Linked DNA regions of Homo sapiens: region 1 is linked to region 2. The links are chromatin loops, found by intact Hi-C in ENCODE. Cell type or tissue: B cell. All regions are shown on one strand.

The links. Hi-C counts contacts between places; a loop is a spot of excess contacts. Peaks named below come from ENCODE experiments on the same cell type or tissue, not always from the same donor. Only the 100,000 strongest peaks of a DNase experiment are listed, where the experiment ranks them.
Region 1: it touches region 2 in a loop (6-fold over the local background); 3 of 110 quality-filtered maps call a loop at or near these places.

What each region holds. Positions count from the first base shown.
Region 1 is chr9:125,527,118-125,535,117 of GRCh38, reverse strand. The region is part of intron 7 of MAPKAP1 (MAPK associated protein 1); the gene reads left to right. Among named protein-coding and RNA genes, the nearest start is that of MAPKAP1, 180 kb to the left of the region's middle. RefSeq lists enhancers at 4,728-4,887, 7,161-7,210, 7,261-7,320. In B cell, no CTCF peak of the experiment used is centred here; DNase peaks (open chromatin) are centred at 4,797, 5,367 and 7,257; H3K4me3 peaks cover 2,349 bases; H3K27ac peaks cover 7,425 bases.
Region 2 is chr9:125,442,390-125,450,389 of GRCh38, reverse strand. MAPKAP1 (MAPK associated protein 1) reads left to right here. Exons shown (of 12, transcript NM_001006617.3): 11 at 5,792-5,889. Among named protein-coding and RNA genes, the nearest start is that of GAPVD1, 180 kb to the right of the region's middle. RefSeq lists enhancers at 2,797-3,325, 3,222-3,431, 3,534-4,063, 4,559-5,058, 5,059-5,560. In B cell, no CTCF peak of the experiment used is centred here; DNase peaks (open chromatin) are centred at 2,389 and 3,399; H3K4me3 peaks cover 399 bases.

The sequences.
Region 1 (8,000 bases), 85 kb before region 2:
GGCAGGGCCAGATCCGACCAGGCCAGGCCTGATAAGTGAGCTTAAAAATAGAAGTGCATTTATGTTCTGGGAGCTTGTTTTGTAACAGGCACTGTGTAGGCACTAAGAATTTTGTAAAGACCAAGAAATCGTTCCTACTCTCAAGCAGCTTTCTATTTAGTTGGGATAAGCAGGCAATTATAATACCATACAAGGGATACATGGAAGTAAGTATAGGGCCTGGGTGCACATGGGAAGCAGGGAGCCCTAGTTCCATCCTGGGGAGTCAGGGAAGACCATCCCAAGCTGAAATCTGAAGATGAATAGAAACTAGGCAGGTAAAGAGGGATGGGAAAGAGTGTTCAGGCTGCTGTGGTCGTCAGGGGCTAGGTCATGTCCGTATGTAAGCTGTGTTGAATATGAACTTTATTCTGATGGCAGAGGGGATCTATTGAAAGAAGGGCAATATATAATCAGAATTTCTCTTAGAAAACACTCATCTGCATTGTACAAATGAATTAGAGGCCAAAGAACATGAAGCAGAGACACCAATGCAGAGGCTCTCAAGAAATCTGTCCAACAGATAGTGGAGCCCTGAATTAAGGTGTGCAGAAGAGTAGAAGCTACTCATCGGGAAATGGAGGGATGGACACTATGGTAACATCTGATTTCTTTCATTAGAGCTAAATGCACAGTTTGGGAGAATTGAAATAGCTTTGATCTGTGGCCAGATCTCCTGGAGTTAATATCAAAAGAAGGTAGTGGCATTTAAAGATATTTTTTAAATAAAATTAAATACTTGTTGGGGAAGAAGCAAACATTTTAGAGATGTGTGAAGTAAAAAATGAAGGTTTCCTATAACTTCCTTTGGTGTAAATCCTTTGGGTTTTTTTTCTTCAGTTCACATACAGATATACATATAGGTTATACATTTCATGTGGACAGGATTCCTGTTTTTTGTTTTTGTTATTTTTAAAATCACTTACATATTCAACATCTGTCAAGGTACCTGTCAAATAGTATACTCAGTAAATGCTTGTTAAGTGAACTCATGAAAAATACATATGTGTTAAGGTTTTTAGGGTAATTATGTCACACAGCATATATGATATTGCATTTACTTTTTTAACTCAATGTGTCATAAGCATTATTCTATATTAGAGTGACCACACATTTTATCTTCCTAATAATTTGTTCAACTTAGCTCTCTATTGAAGGATGTTTAGATTATTTCCAAATTTTCAGTATTACAAAAACATGCAGTGAACAATCTTGTTTGAATATTTGTGCTAGATTGCATATTTGTGCTAGATTTTAAATATGGATTGCTTGTCAAATATTTATTTAAAATGTTGAGGAAAACAAATTGCCTTTCAAAAAGTTTATGCCTGGCCGAGCGTAGTGGCTCACACCTGTAATCCCAGCACTTTGAGAGGCTAAGGCAGACGGATCACCTGAGGTCGAGTTTGAGACCAGCCTGGCCAACGTGGCAAAACCTCGTCTCTACTAAAAATACAAAAATTAGCCAAATTAGGTGACAGGTGCCTGTAATCCCAGGTACTCAGGAGGCTGAGGCAGGGAGAATCGCTTGAACCTGGGAAGCAGAGATTGCAGTAAGCCAAGATCGTGCCACTGTACTCTAGCGTGGGTGACAGAGTAAGACTCTGTCTCAAAAAAAAAAAGAAAAAGTTTATGCCCATTCTTTGACATTCCAAGAGTATGTGAGAATGCCCTTTTCCCCAGCTCCTTACCAGCACTGAATGTTATCAGCCTTTAATTTTTGCCAAACTGATGGTTAGCAGCCAGTATCTCATTTTAATTTGCATTTCTGGGTCTTTAGTGTCGTTTAGTATTTTTAAATGTATTTATTAGCCATTTTATCTTTCTAAAAGATAGTTCTTTGGTCAGTCACGACTATTTTAATGGGAAAAAGAATTGAGAAAAAGCCTAATTTCAGAATACCATTTTTAAGATGTGCTCTATAGTTTAGAATACAGCTCGTCCCCACCTCACTTCCTGCCAAAGCAGGCGTGTATGCGTACACATACACACACACCCCATCATGTAGAGAAATGGATCACGCATCCAAGCCACACAGCTTCACTTGTTTGCCTGCTGGCCCTTTGAGCACCGGCAAAGCTTTTGTTTATATGTTCAGAAAAAGCTGTCTAATAATTTACCAGACTTTAATCCACCTCCTATTTGAGAACTTCTGTTACCTGATTGCTTTGTCATCAACACTAGTTTAAAAAACAGATTTTTAGTTAAATGTTTATTAAATACTTTAGTCTGGTACATGTACATAGCACTTAGAAAATGCATCATAATCTGGAAGTCACAAATATAGACAAAAACATTGTTACCCCTTAACCGGTTTATTTTGGGGCAGCAGATCTAAGGACACGCCTGGCAGCATTATGAACAGCAGTGGCACCAAGGGCAACTGTAGGGGGTTAATGTGGACCCTGCATCATTCCTTGCCATGTGCCTGGTGAGTAAACTCCTAGAAGTTTCTGGGAATGGTAGCAAGTGGGGAAAAGGCTGCAACCAACAATCAATGTCACAAAGTGGGGATGACTAATTTGCTGAGGAGGCCGTTGAGACAGATGTTTAATTAGCTGAAGTCAGAGTGGATAAATTGGGAGATTACTGCCTATGCAGAGAGATGCCTTTTTCCCCCTCATCTCTTTTGCAACTGCTTTTTGTGTGTGTGTCCTTACTTTTCTTTTTGAAGACAATATCCTCAGATTGGAGAGAGGTGGGAGAGAGGTAGAAAGTACCAAGGTAATGATTCCATTTTGATTACATCTACTGAATACTTATTGTATTCCAGGTATTTTTGTATTTAACCTTTACAAAAGACCTTGTGAGATGGGCATTATCTCTTTTTTGTGGTAGAAAACCAAGGAGATATATAAATATATAGAGAAAGAGAGCACATGGAGTGTGTGTGTGCACACTTGTATGTATTTCTAATGAGTAATACAGGTGAGATTTGAACCCAGACCCTTTGATTCTTGAGCCCAATGTTTTTTTTTCCGTACACCACAGCTTCCTCACTTAAAATGTAATGTGGATGAGGGAACTTTCTGGAGTAAAGCTAATCATCTGTATATTGATTGGGAATCTATATATTGACGGGAGCTGCAATTGCCAAGTGTGTACATTTGTCAGACTGTCAAATTGTATTTGTACAATTTGTGTGTATATTGCATGTAAATTTTACCTAAAAGTAAAAAGAAAATCTTAAACAAATATTGAGCTTCAGTTAATGCTATGTATGCTGAAGTAGTTCAGAGTGAATGTAGTAATGTCTCCTCCTTGATTTGAAATACATTTTAAAAAATGGATTGATAGATATGTGATCAAGCAAGTATTGTAAAATGTTGACTATAGGTCTAGGTGATGGGTATATGGGTTCTCAGTGTTCAGTTCTTTCAACTTTTCTGTGGTTTAAAAATACTCATAATAAAATGGGAAAACTCACAAAAATTAAAAATACATCATTTAGATACTGTTGATACTAATATGAATTTCTGAATGTACAAACATGTATTCTTGTAGCATAAAAAGCACTAGGTTATTTTATTGTTATTAGCTCGTCTGTTAAATAACATCTTTGAGGTCATAGTTTCTCCCATTGATCTGTGGTTTTAAGTTGCATTTACAGTTACAGGTATAATAATCACCACTTACTAATACTCACACTTGGCCAGGTGATCTGCCAGATACTTTTTTCCATTACACTTTAATCCTTAAAACAACTATTTGAATCAGTTGTCATGTTCATTTTATAAGTGAGAATACTAAAGCTCAGAGAGGTTGCAGGACTTGCTGAGGTCGCACAGCTAGTAGGGGAGTAAGGACTCAAAGCCAAATGGCCAAAGGTTGTACTGCTAGACACTGTGGTGCTTCCTTCTACTGGATAAGGTTACGGGGCCCACGGCTCAGTGGAAGCTGTTGCCTTTCTCTCTAGAGAGACCAAATGTCCCTGCTTCAGCTGGGGGTGGCAGCAAGACTCAGTGGAAACAGCATGGGCTTTGGAACCAAACCAACCCCAGTCCCCAGGCCACCTGTCCCTTTTACAAGCTGTGAAGTTAGGGAAGTCATCAGCCCCTTCTGACCTCAGTTGTCTTTTCTGTAAATAGAGGTAATAATACCTATCTTGCAGGGTTATTGTCTTAACTGAATGCATGTAAAACACTTAGTCCATAGTAGGCGCTCAGTGGACATCAGCTGCCATCATCCCTATTGCCACTATCATGCCAGGCACGCCATAAAACCTGGCTTTCTCTTTAGGTTTTGGTTTACTTCCTTTTCTATCCATATGATTTGGCCTTTGCCTGCACCTTTTGTTTTCCAGTGAATTAAGTCTATAGAAAGTTTTTACCTTGTGGTAGAATGAGCCTTTGAATTGTGTTTGAATTAGAATCTGCTGGAAGCACACTTTATTTTGAAGAAGGAGAAAACTAGACCCAGAGAGTCAACTCAAATGATTTTTTTTACTAATAAGTGAACCATACCATATATCTATAGGGATGGATTAATGGTCACAAGCCTTATTTATCAGATAGCTTATGTCTGCAAATTTAATTTCCTATGCCAAAGATTCTGGAAATAATGTGAACAAACTGTAATTGCCTGTAACAAACACATTTATAAGTAAGTTTTAAAAGTCTTTGTGTTCACAGTTTAGTAGCTCACAGACCCTGTTGCTGTTTCTCAGAAAACATTTAAAAGAGGAAGTATACTTAAATATCCATGTGATTTTGAAAATGAAAATGATTCTATAATTACAGACAGGATTAGAGTGTTGCATGTGCCCATTACATCTCTCCAGCCTCCATGAAGAGTCTCAGTCTGCACCAGAGGAAGCAGAAGTCCCTCTTTCTTCGGTCAGGCCATTTGATGTGTTTATCCTATTAGTAGCTGTAAGGAAAATTCTTCTCTACCAAGACTGATTTTAGCTACTTTCTATGAAAAAACCCTTGCTTTAGTAGAGTTACCCCACCACAGGAAACCAAGGGCCTGAACCACCCAACTCCTGTTCTGCTGCTTACAGAGGCCTGATACTGGAGCTGTTTTACTCCCATAAGCAATGTAAAAGGCATTTTAAACAACTCCAATAGTAATTTTGCATAGTTCTTTCTTTTTGAGTAAATTATAAGTAGTGGCACTTTCTGCCGCATATCTGCAACAGCTTTAAGTGCATTATAAAGAAAAGAAGAAAAATAGCTAGTCAGTAAGGGCATTTCTTTTTCTGCCTTACATGACAATAATGTCCTGAGACAAAGAAGACTTAAAATCAGGAAAATGGCATTGGATTAGCACCGTAAGGCAGATCTGGGGAGAGGACGTATCAGCATCTACCTCTCTGGTTACCTAGCTACTAATCACAGTATGGCAGGCAGCTAGGTGTGTAGATTCTACTGTGTCATCGAACCAATTTTTCAAACAGAAAGTCAGTGAGATGTGATTAAAGCCCAAGTGCTGCAAAAGATACAAGGTGGTCTATTGGAACTCCTCAATCTTCCTGGAAACTGTCACCACATAATCACAGAAATATCAAATCATAGCAAAACTTAAGCTTTCCTTTTCTTTTTTCGCCTTTTTTTTTCTTTTCTTTTTTTTTTTTGGCACACTACTTTTAATAGCAGAACAGTGTGAATTAAGATAATGTGTAACTGAAGTCTAAGAATCCCTGAGGGTCATGCAGATCTCTCAGGTACAGTGTGTCTGAAACCTAACTTATCCTTCAGTAGAGTCTTGGCTACATTTCAGGTAGTGAATAAGGATATAAGGGTGACAGTTGGGTGAACTCAGAGAGCTAACATTCTAATAGAGGAGATGGCTAATAAACAAAGCAATAAAACACATTTGATAGGAATTCTTGCTCTGGCTTTTGTTAGTCCTTCCATTTTCTTTTCTTTTTTCTTTCTTTCTTTTTTTTTTTTTTTTTTTCCTGAGATAGAGTTTCACTCATTTTGCCCAGGCTGGAGTGCAATGGTGCAACCTTGGCCCACTGCAACCTCCACCTTCCAGGTTCAAGGGATTCTCCTGCCTCAACTTCCCGAGTAGCTGGGATTACAGGTGCACACCACCACGCCCGGCTAATTTTTGTATTTTTAGTTGTATTTTTAGACAGGGGTTTTCGCCATGTTGGCCAGGCCGGTCTCGAACTCCTGACCACAAGTGATCCACCTGCCTTGGCCTCCCAAAGTGCTGGGATCACAGGCGTGAGCCACTGCGCCCTGCTAGTCCTTCCTTTTTTTTTTTTTTTTTTTTTTTTTTGAGACGGAGTCTCACTCTTATCACCCAGGCTGGAGTGCAATGGCATGATCTCAGCTCACCGCAACCTCCGCCTCCCGAGTTCAGGCGATTCTCCTGCCTCAGCCTCCCAAGTAGCTGGCGCCACAGGCATGTGCCACCACGCCCAGCTAATTTTTGTATTTTTAGTAGAGATGGGGTTTCACCATCTTGGCCAGGCTGGTCTCGAACTCCTGACCTCGTGATCCACCTGCCTCGGCCTCCCAAAGTGCTGGGATTACAGGCGTGAGCCACTGTGCCTGGCGGTCCTTCCATTTTCTAACTGAAAAGACTTCCTTGAGTCCTCAGGTTTGGGAGTTCCCCTCCTAGAGGGAGTCTCTCTGGCTCCCAGGCTCAGGCATAACTTCATTCTTTCCACTCGTTTCCACGCATCTCCTAATTGGGCTACCAGCACCCCTCCTTGATGCAGGCAGGGAGAAGTGGACAGGGCAGAAAGGGCTGGGTAAATTCATGAGCAGTAAATGACTCCATCAACAGTGGCCATCAAGGGAAACAGGCCATGTTCCAGCCATGGAAGCTGGGAAGGGACACTAATCCTCTCCAGAGATCAGTATCCCTCAGCCACTTAGGCTTGTGGCAGAGGCACTGTGGCCCTGTCCCCAGTAAGTTCCAAATACACTGATCTTGCCAGCTGCTGGTAAGCACCTTGCAAAAGAAGAGAATGAGAGCCCCCGCTTTTCCTTGAGTACAGTGAAAGCTCCTTTTGGAGAGGTAGGTTCCTTATGGTTTACCAGCACCGCAGCTGGCCCAGGGTTGGTGGTTAGCACATTTGTGGAATGAACTAAGATGTAGTGAAAACCAGTCCACAGCTCGTAGCCACGTGTCTCTCAGCCAGCCCACACCTGAGGCCACCACTTTGTGTTTAGGAGTGGATTCACTGTACTTTGGTTATCAGAGATTAAACTCCCTTGGAGAATTACATCATCAAATGAAAATGTAAATGTGTTTAAAATGAAAGGCGATGCATATCCGTTGAAATTAGTGTTGCCGCCCAGATTCCCGTAATGATGTGGATCTCTTCTGAGTCCTTGGGGAGCCAGAGGAGTATACCAAAAGCAGACATTTTAAACATTGATAGTCACGTAAGGGTGCCCAGCAGGAGGAAGTTACTGTAGGAAGCTACTGTATTGCAGAAAAAGAAAAGAAAAGCAAACTCACTTTCCAAAGGACGTGTGGGTGTGTGTGAAAGAGAGAGAGAGTGCACAGCCTAAGTCTTCATTCTCTCTAATGTAAGTTAATAGATATTGTCTGATATTTATAATAACTTATCTAAGTAGTTGAATGGGAATGTTAATAAAAAGTAGGACGGTGAGTGCCAGAAATCACACACACAAAAAAACTTAAACAAATTGCCTATAAGGAGGGACTCAAGAATGGGACAGGGAATTACTCTTTTTCATCATAGGACTTAACAGCATTATTTACTCTTAAAACTATATGTATGAGGCCCGGGCGCGGTGGCTCACGCCTGTAATCCCAGCACTTTGGGAGGCCAAGGTGGGTGGATCAGGAGGTCAGGAGTTCAAGACCAGCCTGGCCAAGATGGTGAAACTCCATCTCTACTAAAAATACAAAAAATTAGCTGGGCATGGTGGCACACGCCTGTAGTCCCAGCTACTCCAGAGGCTGAGGCAGAGAATTGCTTAAACCTGGGGGCGGGCAGAGCTTGCAGTGAGCCAAGATCGCGCCACTGT
Region 2 (8,000 bases):
TGGTTAGGAAAGAGACCGTGAATGGCATTGTGCTAGTGTTGGGATTTTGGGGTGGGGTGTGGAGGTTCTCCTCTGTCTTCTAAATTTCTAGTATTTTTAATAAGGAAAAGAAACAGGTTTATTTTTATATTTTTGGCAAGTGGTGACACCTGGGGGTTTAGGCAAAGGTGGGCTGCAGGCTCATTCTGGCAGCTCCAGCTCTGACCAGTCATGGCCAGCCACAGTCAGTACTGGCAGGTTGTGTTAGAAGAGACCCTCCCTTGAGACTTTTCTTAAGGCAGATGGAAAGTAAAAAAAATGATAGCCGGGCATGGTGGGGGGTACCTGTAATACCAGCTACTCAGGAGGCTGAGGCAGGAGAATCGCTTGAACCCAGCAGGCAGAGGTTGCAGTGAGCCGAGATGTCACCACTGCACTCCAGCCTGGGTGACAGAGTGAGACTCCATCTCAAAAAAAAAAGAGCAAAAATTGAAAATCAAAAAAAGACCCTTCTTTCAGTTGATTTGCAGTGGAAGTCTGGGAGCACCTCTTTTAGCAGGGTTGTGAGTGCTGTTCATGTATGTTTAAGCCATCCCATCTCATGACCACAGCAGCCTTTCCAACATGGCCACGCCCCCTGAACTGGCAGGAAGAACCTGTTTTTTCAGCACAGCCTCCTGTTTTAGTTAGAATCCATAATACAGAAGATGAATTAAAGCACAAAAGCTGGACGTCTCCACTTCTGACATTTGTGCCACTAATTAGTTTCTGCTTGGTATTAAATTCTATCTTCTCTGTCTTACTTTGAAAAACTTACATAAGTGTAAATACAGTTCTACATATCCAGATTTTCACTTCAGTACTCACGAGTGGAGGTACAGTTTCAGTATCTGCCCTGAGCATGTGACCAGTGCTTAGATGCCACATTTATACCCTCTTATATTGCATTTTATTTACATAGCACTATAAAAGCAAATCTGCTCAAAGGAGGCCCAATTAAAAATGCAATCTTCAAAGCAATTAGCATTTTATCATCAAATACCAGTTCCATCATAGTTAAATGAATGACCACCTCCCTGCTATATGCAGGGATGTATGTGACATATAAGAGATCACTGACAGATGCTATCCCCTCCTTTACAGCCAGGCAAACCTTGGAAGGGACAGTGCCTTGCCAAGGTCCCACAGCTGAAACATGGCAGAGCTAGGATTTCATCCTAATTCTAACTTCAGGAATTATGCTTTTTTTCCTCTGTGTCTCAGGCTTTTGTTAAACCTTAATTTAAACAGAATTTAACAATTAATGCAAAATAATTTGAACTAATTGGAATATTAAACTTTACATTTTTTTAAAGTCATACTAATACATAACTTTTTCTTAGCTGATTTTTTTTTTTTTTTTTTTTGAGACAGAGTCTCGCTCTGTCACCCAGGCCAGAGTGCTGTGGCACAATCTCAGCTCACTGCAACCTCCGCCTCCTGGGTTCAAGCAATTCTCCTGCCTCAGCCTCCCAAGTAGCTGGGATTCCGGGTGTGTGCCTCCATGCCCAGCTAATTTTTGTATTTTTAGTAGAGACAGGGTTTCACAGTGTTGGCAAGGCTGGTCTCAAACTCCTAACCTCGGGTGATCCATCCACCTTGGCCTCCCAAAGTGCTGGGATTACAGGCTTGAGCCACTGCGCCCAGCATCTCAGCTATTTTTTTACAACTAGTGTCTCAGCTATTTTTTACAAAGACAGCTTGCTCCTGTGACTTAACCCTGTTCCTATGAAAACCGCTGGTGGTCTTGGAATTTTCAAAGGTAACTTGCCTACCTCTGATTCCCTCTAACGCCCCAGGGAGATGCCTGGTGGGCTGCAGCTGAGGAGGTCATTGGCCCCCTCTTCCTCTTCTACCTGAGATGAACTGTGAGGTGTCTGAGGCTGATGGTATCTGATAACAGGTGTTCTTTTGTTCAGTCAGTATTGAAGTGTGGGCAGTTCCTTCTTCCCAGACACCTATGGTGGAAATTTACTATGTGGCATAAATTACTCATGTTTATTGACAGATTCATTTCCAGCAAGAGGTCAATGAATTGTTACACTTTAATATATAGGTCTTGGTCTGGGTGAAATTATGAAAGTGTGAATTCTGATTATTAGCTATTATTCTGTTGTGAAAGAGTCTCCCCATCCTGCCAACATTACCTTCTCTGTAGTTCTCGCCTCCATTCCTTTTCAGTATCCTTTCTGCACCTGTCTAGCTCAAAACTGCACTCACTCCTACCTGGCTGACTACGGGAACTGCTTACCTCGCCTCCAGGCTCCAGGGAACCAGGGAGAACACCCTAAAACACAGTTTGCCCATTTCTTTCACTTGCCCTGCTTAAACCCCTCTAGTGACCCCCATCAGCTGGTGACTCCAGGCACTCTCAGCCCTTTGTGTCCCTCTCCCTCCCACCTGCCTGCCACACATGACCCTGGTTTGCCCAGAGCTCCCATGGAGACCCTGTATGTTTGCCCATGCCGTTTCCTTGCCCTGTGGCATCTTCCTCTTTTTCACCCTTCTCCACCCTCACCTTTACCCAGCTGACTCCCTGCCCTCCTCCAAAACTGCGGAGGTGTCAGCTCCTCCCAAGAAACTGTCCCTAGTGGCTCTTCTCCACCTCTGGCCAGGTGCTTCTGCCTTGGTGTCTCCACGGCAGCTCCCTGCGTTTACCTTCTTCACGCTCATCATATTTGACTCTCGGTGTTCATTTCTCTGTCCTTTGCTCTAGCCCATGCTCCTGGCAGAGCCCAGACTGAGGAAAACTGCCCTTCTGGCCGCCCAGCGAAACAGGGCTGCTAGCGAGGGGAACTCGGGGCAGAAACGCCCGCGGAGTGAGTCCGCCCCATGTCCTATGGCCCAGCATGGCTGCTGATCTTAACCTGCCCTTGCCCCCCAGGGTTCCGCTCATCACTCCTTGCAGAGAGCAAGAGGGGGCTGTCTGCTGTGGCTGTCCACCGTGCCTCGGCCCAGTGATTAACTTTGCAGCTGTGTCATTGTTCAAGTCCAAACACAAGTGCTCCACAGAACGTTCTCTGCCCTCTGTTCCCCTCTCCTATGGCGTGAGTGCTTTCACTGGAAAGGACAAACAGACCGGAGGCTTGAGGGAGAGTGGGGGAATGTTGGGACTCTTCCTCCTCCTCACCTGCTTCACTCTTCCTCAGATGGGTGCTGGAATGAGCCCTGGGGATAGGCAGGAGACACACACAGCCTCCACATGCAACCAAATACATTCAAAATTCAGAGGACGGGATTTGAGGTTACTTGGTTCAAATATGCAGCCTTTCAGGAGACTTGGCTTGGTATGATTTTTTTGTTTTTTTCACGTGACTGTGCAGATGAACCACAGGCCTCCCCTCTGTCAGCCCACAATTGACATGCTTCACAAGCACCATAGTCCCAAGGGGACAGTGTCAACGCTTCCTTTCTGGGGCTCTTAGGCCTTGCAGACTACTTATTACATGTGCTGTGTATAGATTGGGCTCTGCTTAAAGTGCAGGAAACCTTTTTAACAGTGTCTCAATTGTTCAGGCAAAACATGCTTTAGTGCTTTGAGGTTTGGTTTGGTTTTGTCAGTGACAAGCGGGAGCAGGTGGTGTGGACAGTCCATAAGCTGTCTTATCAAAGTGGTCAGTGAACCCCGAAGCTTCGGGTCTGTGGGTCTCCCTAAGACCTTCTGGTTCTTTCTAGCCCCAGGCCCTGGTGTCTTTGTGTGTCGTGACCAGTTGTCAGCAGGAATGCCTCCTGGAGGGGGTGTCTCTTTGTCCTTCACAGCCCTGTGTCCTTTGTAGATGGCTGTGCTTGTTCACAGCATGGCCAACAAAGGTGCCCGCATTGTTCCTCCACACAGGGATGTCACCGACAAGATTCTGATGTTGTGGGGTAGATCCTGTGAATGTGAATAGATACAGACGCACACACAGATGCCTCTGTGTAAGGTCCACCTCCTTATTAGAAACACAGAATTTATATGTTAACAGAGTGACTAGCTTCCAGTCAGGAATTCTCACATTTTAGTACCATGATTTAGAATCAGGCTAAATTTGTCAAGTGTCTGAAAGTGAGGTTTTTCAGAAATTATTAGGTAATTTTTTCAATTTAGGATTTATAGTCACAATTAGTACATCATAATGATGTTTCCAGGATAAAATACCAGTGGCTCAACTTTTCTGGCCACAAATGTACAACATATATCAGTTTATTTTTGGAGATCTGAAAAATTAGCTACTGTAAAGTCCCCAAGAAGATTTCTCCAGGAAAGAGGTGAACTTACAGTAATATGGGTGATATATTATTAATTAATAACTATGACCAGCCGCTGCTTCAATTAAAAGGACAACGGATGAGAAGGACTAATAGAAAGGATATGCTGAATTTTAATCTTACAGACACTAAGGTCTGTCGAAAGACTAGGGAAGGTCATTTCTGGGCGTTTTGCAGGAGACCTGTATATTAGAGATGTCACCTGCTGCTCCTTGGTCTAGGAAGGTTTACTGAATACTGACTACGTGTCTCTCTTGGGCACTGTTCCTTTGCTTGCCAGTAATGGAAACCAACTTCAGTAGCTTAAGGCGAAAGAAGAATTTCTTGGAAGGCCACAGGAGTCTCCTAGAACCCAAGGATAACAGTGCCGATAGGCCGGGGCAGCCCCCATGGGCCTGAGCCTGGGAGTCCCAAAGCCCCTCATCTTATTCTCAGTCCTTGTGCCAGTTTAGACAGCCTAGCATCTATGTCTGCATTTAGAAGAGGGAATCCGATTGACCTGTCTGGACATAAAAGGACAGGCCCAGATAATGTAGCCATGGCTGCAGGTATGATAAGACAAGCAGGTTCCTTTGGAGGGCCACGGTACCGTGTGGTAGGCCCACACAAGAAGTGCGCCTAGAAGTGTGGTTATGAAGACTCACCCAAGAAGGCGCCAGCTGAGCTGAGCCACCCAGGATCAGCAAATCTTTCCCATCCGGGTCAGTGAGAGAGGACATCCCAGGCTTGGGGAAGAACCTGTGTAGAGGCTGGTGTGGCAGGTGGGAGTGTGCAGCACTCTGGCAGCCTGTGGCCTGTCGGGGCAGCGGAGTGAGATGAGGCTAGACCAGGAAGCAGTCCCAGAAATGACAAGTGTCATCCTGAAGGTGGTAGGACGGGGCATGGAGAATGGAGACCTAGATCAGATTTATATTCAGAAGCTCTGCCCCCTGGAGTCGGTCGCTTTGTGAGGTGCCCACTTTCCATGGTGCCCCCCCCGCCCCCATCCTCCCAGGGTTGAGATGACCTGAGGCCTTTGGGAGCAGCTTCCAGCAGGGTCTAAAACTGGGATTCTCCCTCTCCAGGCAGGAGTCCTCTCCCAGCAGGAGCCCAGGCTGTGGAGCAGCCTCATAATAGTGTGGCTTTTGACCCTTCTCCTTCCTGTTGCTCATTTATCTGACTTTAAACAGTTAGTTTATTTTTAGAGTAATAATGTGGAGTTAATTAGCCTTCTCCCTTAAAAACGCCACCTTTTGCATGTAATTATCATATAGCAGCAGTTCCGTAAAGCCTTCCTAACGTGGCATTCCCCTGAATGCATTCCAGAGTGGAATGGGACCTAACTGGCTGTTGAGTCTTTAAAATTTTTTCATTGTCCATTTTATACCCAGCCTGTAATGAGAAAACGAACTACTCCTGGGAAGACTAGGTGCTGCTCAGCCTCCACTTGCTCTCGCTCGAATTGGAATGATAGGGGAGAACATATGGAGGCCCCCGCCATAGTTAACTCACCAGAACCCCTCAACACAGTTTTCTGTCTCTGCAGGTCACGCAATATTTAAACTCACGTATCTAAGCAATCACGACTATAAACACCTCTACTTTGAATCGGACGCTGCTACCGTCAATGAAATTGTGCTCAAGGTGAGTATTCCTTCTTGAACCAGAGACAGGGTAGGTGGGTCCAGCTTCTCTTCAGGCTGTTTGCGGCATGGCCGCAGCCCCACCCACTCCGCAGCTCTATAGAAGGTTCCCGGGCCCAGTTTGGCAGAGGAGGAGTGTCGCAGCTTGCCAGCCACCCAGGGGTGAGTGCCTGTGCCAGGGCCACACCAGCCCCCGCTCAGCTGCTCTGCACCTGCTTCAGTCAAAGCAGGACCCTTTTCAGTTTCCTCCCAATCCCAATAACCCTGGCTCTTCCTGTATTTGTTTATTCCTTTTATGTACTGTTTATTTTCCTGCAACCATTGTCAGGAGCTCCTTGAAGCTCCTGGAGCAGACTCTGAGGAAATTATTATTGTTTTGAAGATAATTATGCTGAAGGTGATTTTAGCAACCTGTTCTAAACATACCTAACTTTCTGCTAGACTTGTATGTCACCATACCTAAACAGTATACTCACTGAGCACCTTCCGTGTGCCTGGCCACGGCCTGGGATGCCACGGTGACAGACTCTGTCCCTGCCCCTGGAGAGCTTTTCCTCTACCAGAGGAAACAGGCATAAAACACAAAATTACAAAGAGATCGTTAGTCTCAAAGGTGTGGGTGTGTCACAGTAAACTGACTTGGGGTGGAGGTATGGAGGCAGGGAGAGCTGAACCCTGAAGGATGACTGAAAAGGCACAGATGTTGACCAGGTAAAGAGAGAGGAAGCACCACAGACAGGCAGCCTGGGAATGGGCTGAGGCAAGGCAGGCACAGGGGGATGGGGGGCTGGGGGGGCTGGGGGAGCTGGCGGGGCTGGCGGGGCTAGGCCGTGCAGGGCCTTGCAGAGTGGAGTGTGGCTGAGAGGAGCTCTGCTTGGCATGGGAGCCTCCAGGGGTCTTGCGGATTTGGGAGGTCTGGGATAGGACCTGAGATCATACGTTTCCAAGAAGCGCCAGATGCTGCTTTGGCCGCTGGTCTGGGCACCACACTCTGAGTAGCCCTGGACTAGGGGTCTCAGCCTCTCCCAAGCAGAGAATCCTTTCTTCAAGCCAAATCTTCCATAGGTTGATCAGATAGGAAAAGCAGCTGCTGTGGCAGAGCAGGGGCGAGGACCAGAGAGGGCTCCCCCACCCCTAGTTGTGTGACCCTGGCTAGTCACATCACCTTTCTGGGACTCAGTGTCCCCACCTGTAAAGTGGGGATCATAGTACCTATGCTACCCCACCCCACCAGGGCTGCTAGAGTACAAATCAGATGAGACATGGTAAACCTATGTAAGTTATCATTCAGTCTCTTCTGAAGAGTTGAAGTCATCACATAATAGCAGAAGTAGCGAAGATATGCTGAGGGACTGCACAGTGCAGGACCTGGGCCAGAGGCTCCACGTGTCCCATCACAGTGCATCTTCACAGCTCTGTGAGATCATGAGATAAAGTTGTTCCCATTTCCCAGATGAAAAGTGAGGATCAGGAATAAAGTAGCAGAGCCAGGATCATGACTCTGGTAAGTTGGCAGAACCAGAACTTGCCCCCAGATTTGACAGATTTCAGACTTGTGTTTTAATTCCCCAGATATGCATGACCTAAGAGTTGTGTGGGAGATTTCAATGAAATAGAATTGCGATCCAGGAATATATTGAGACACATTCCCCATGGCTGCAAAAGATTTTCAAAAGGAGTAGGTAGCAATTTAAAAGAGCAGCTGGAAGGACAGTTTGGAGCAGACAGAGTAGCATGATTAGCTGGATGAAAGGGAGAGGGTTCATAGACCAGCCTGATCAGAGCCCCTCCTTGGACCAAGGAGTGGGGACACGGGCCTGCCTGGGAGTGCTTGCAGCCAGCGAGCTTCGAGTTACCCACTGGAGCATCACAGACAGCACGGGCCCCTTGTGCAGAGTGTTCAGGGACCTGGCAGAGAAATATTCCATTACCCCGATAGGGGCTGGACTTTTTTTTTTTTTTTTTATAGCCAGCATTAAAATATTCAAGACTTGAGAAGGATTCTAGTAAAATTATAATCCCATGTTTGACATCAAAATAATTTTCACAACAGCAGATTGATGACAGAAACACAGGTTTATGACTTCAGTATGAGACTGTGGAAGATCAAGT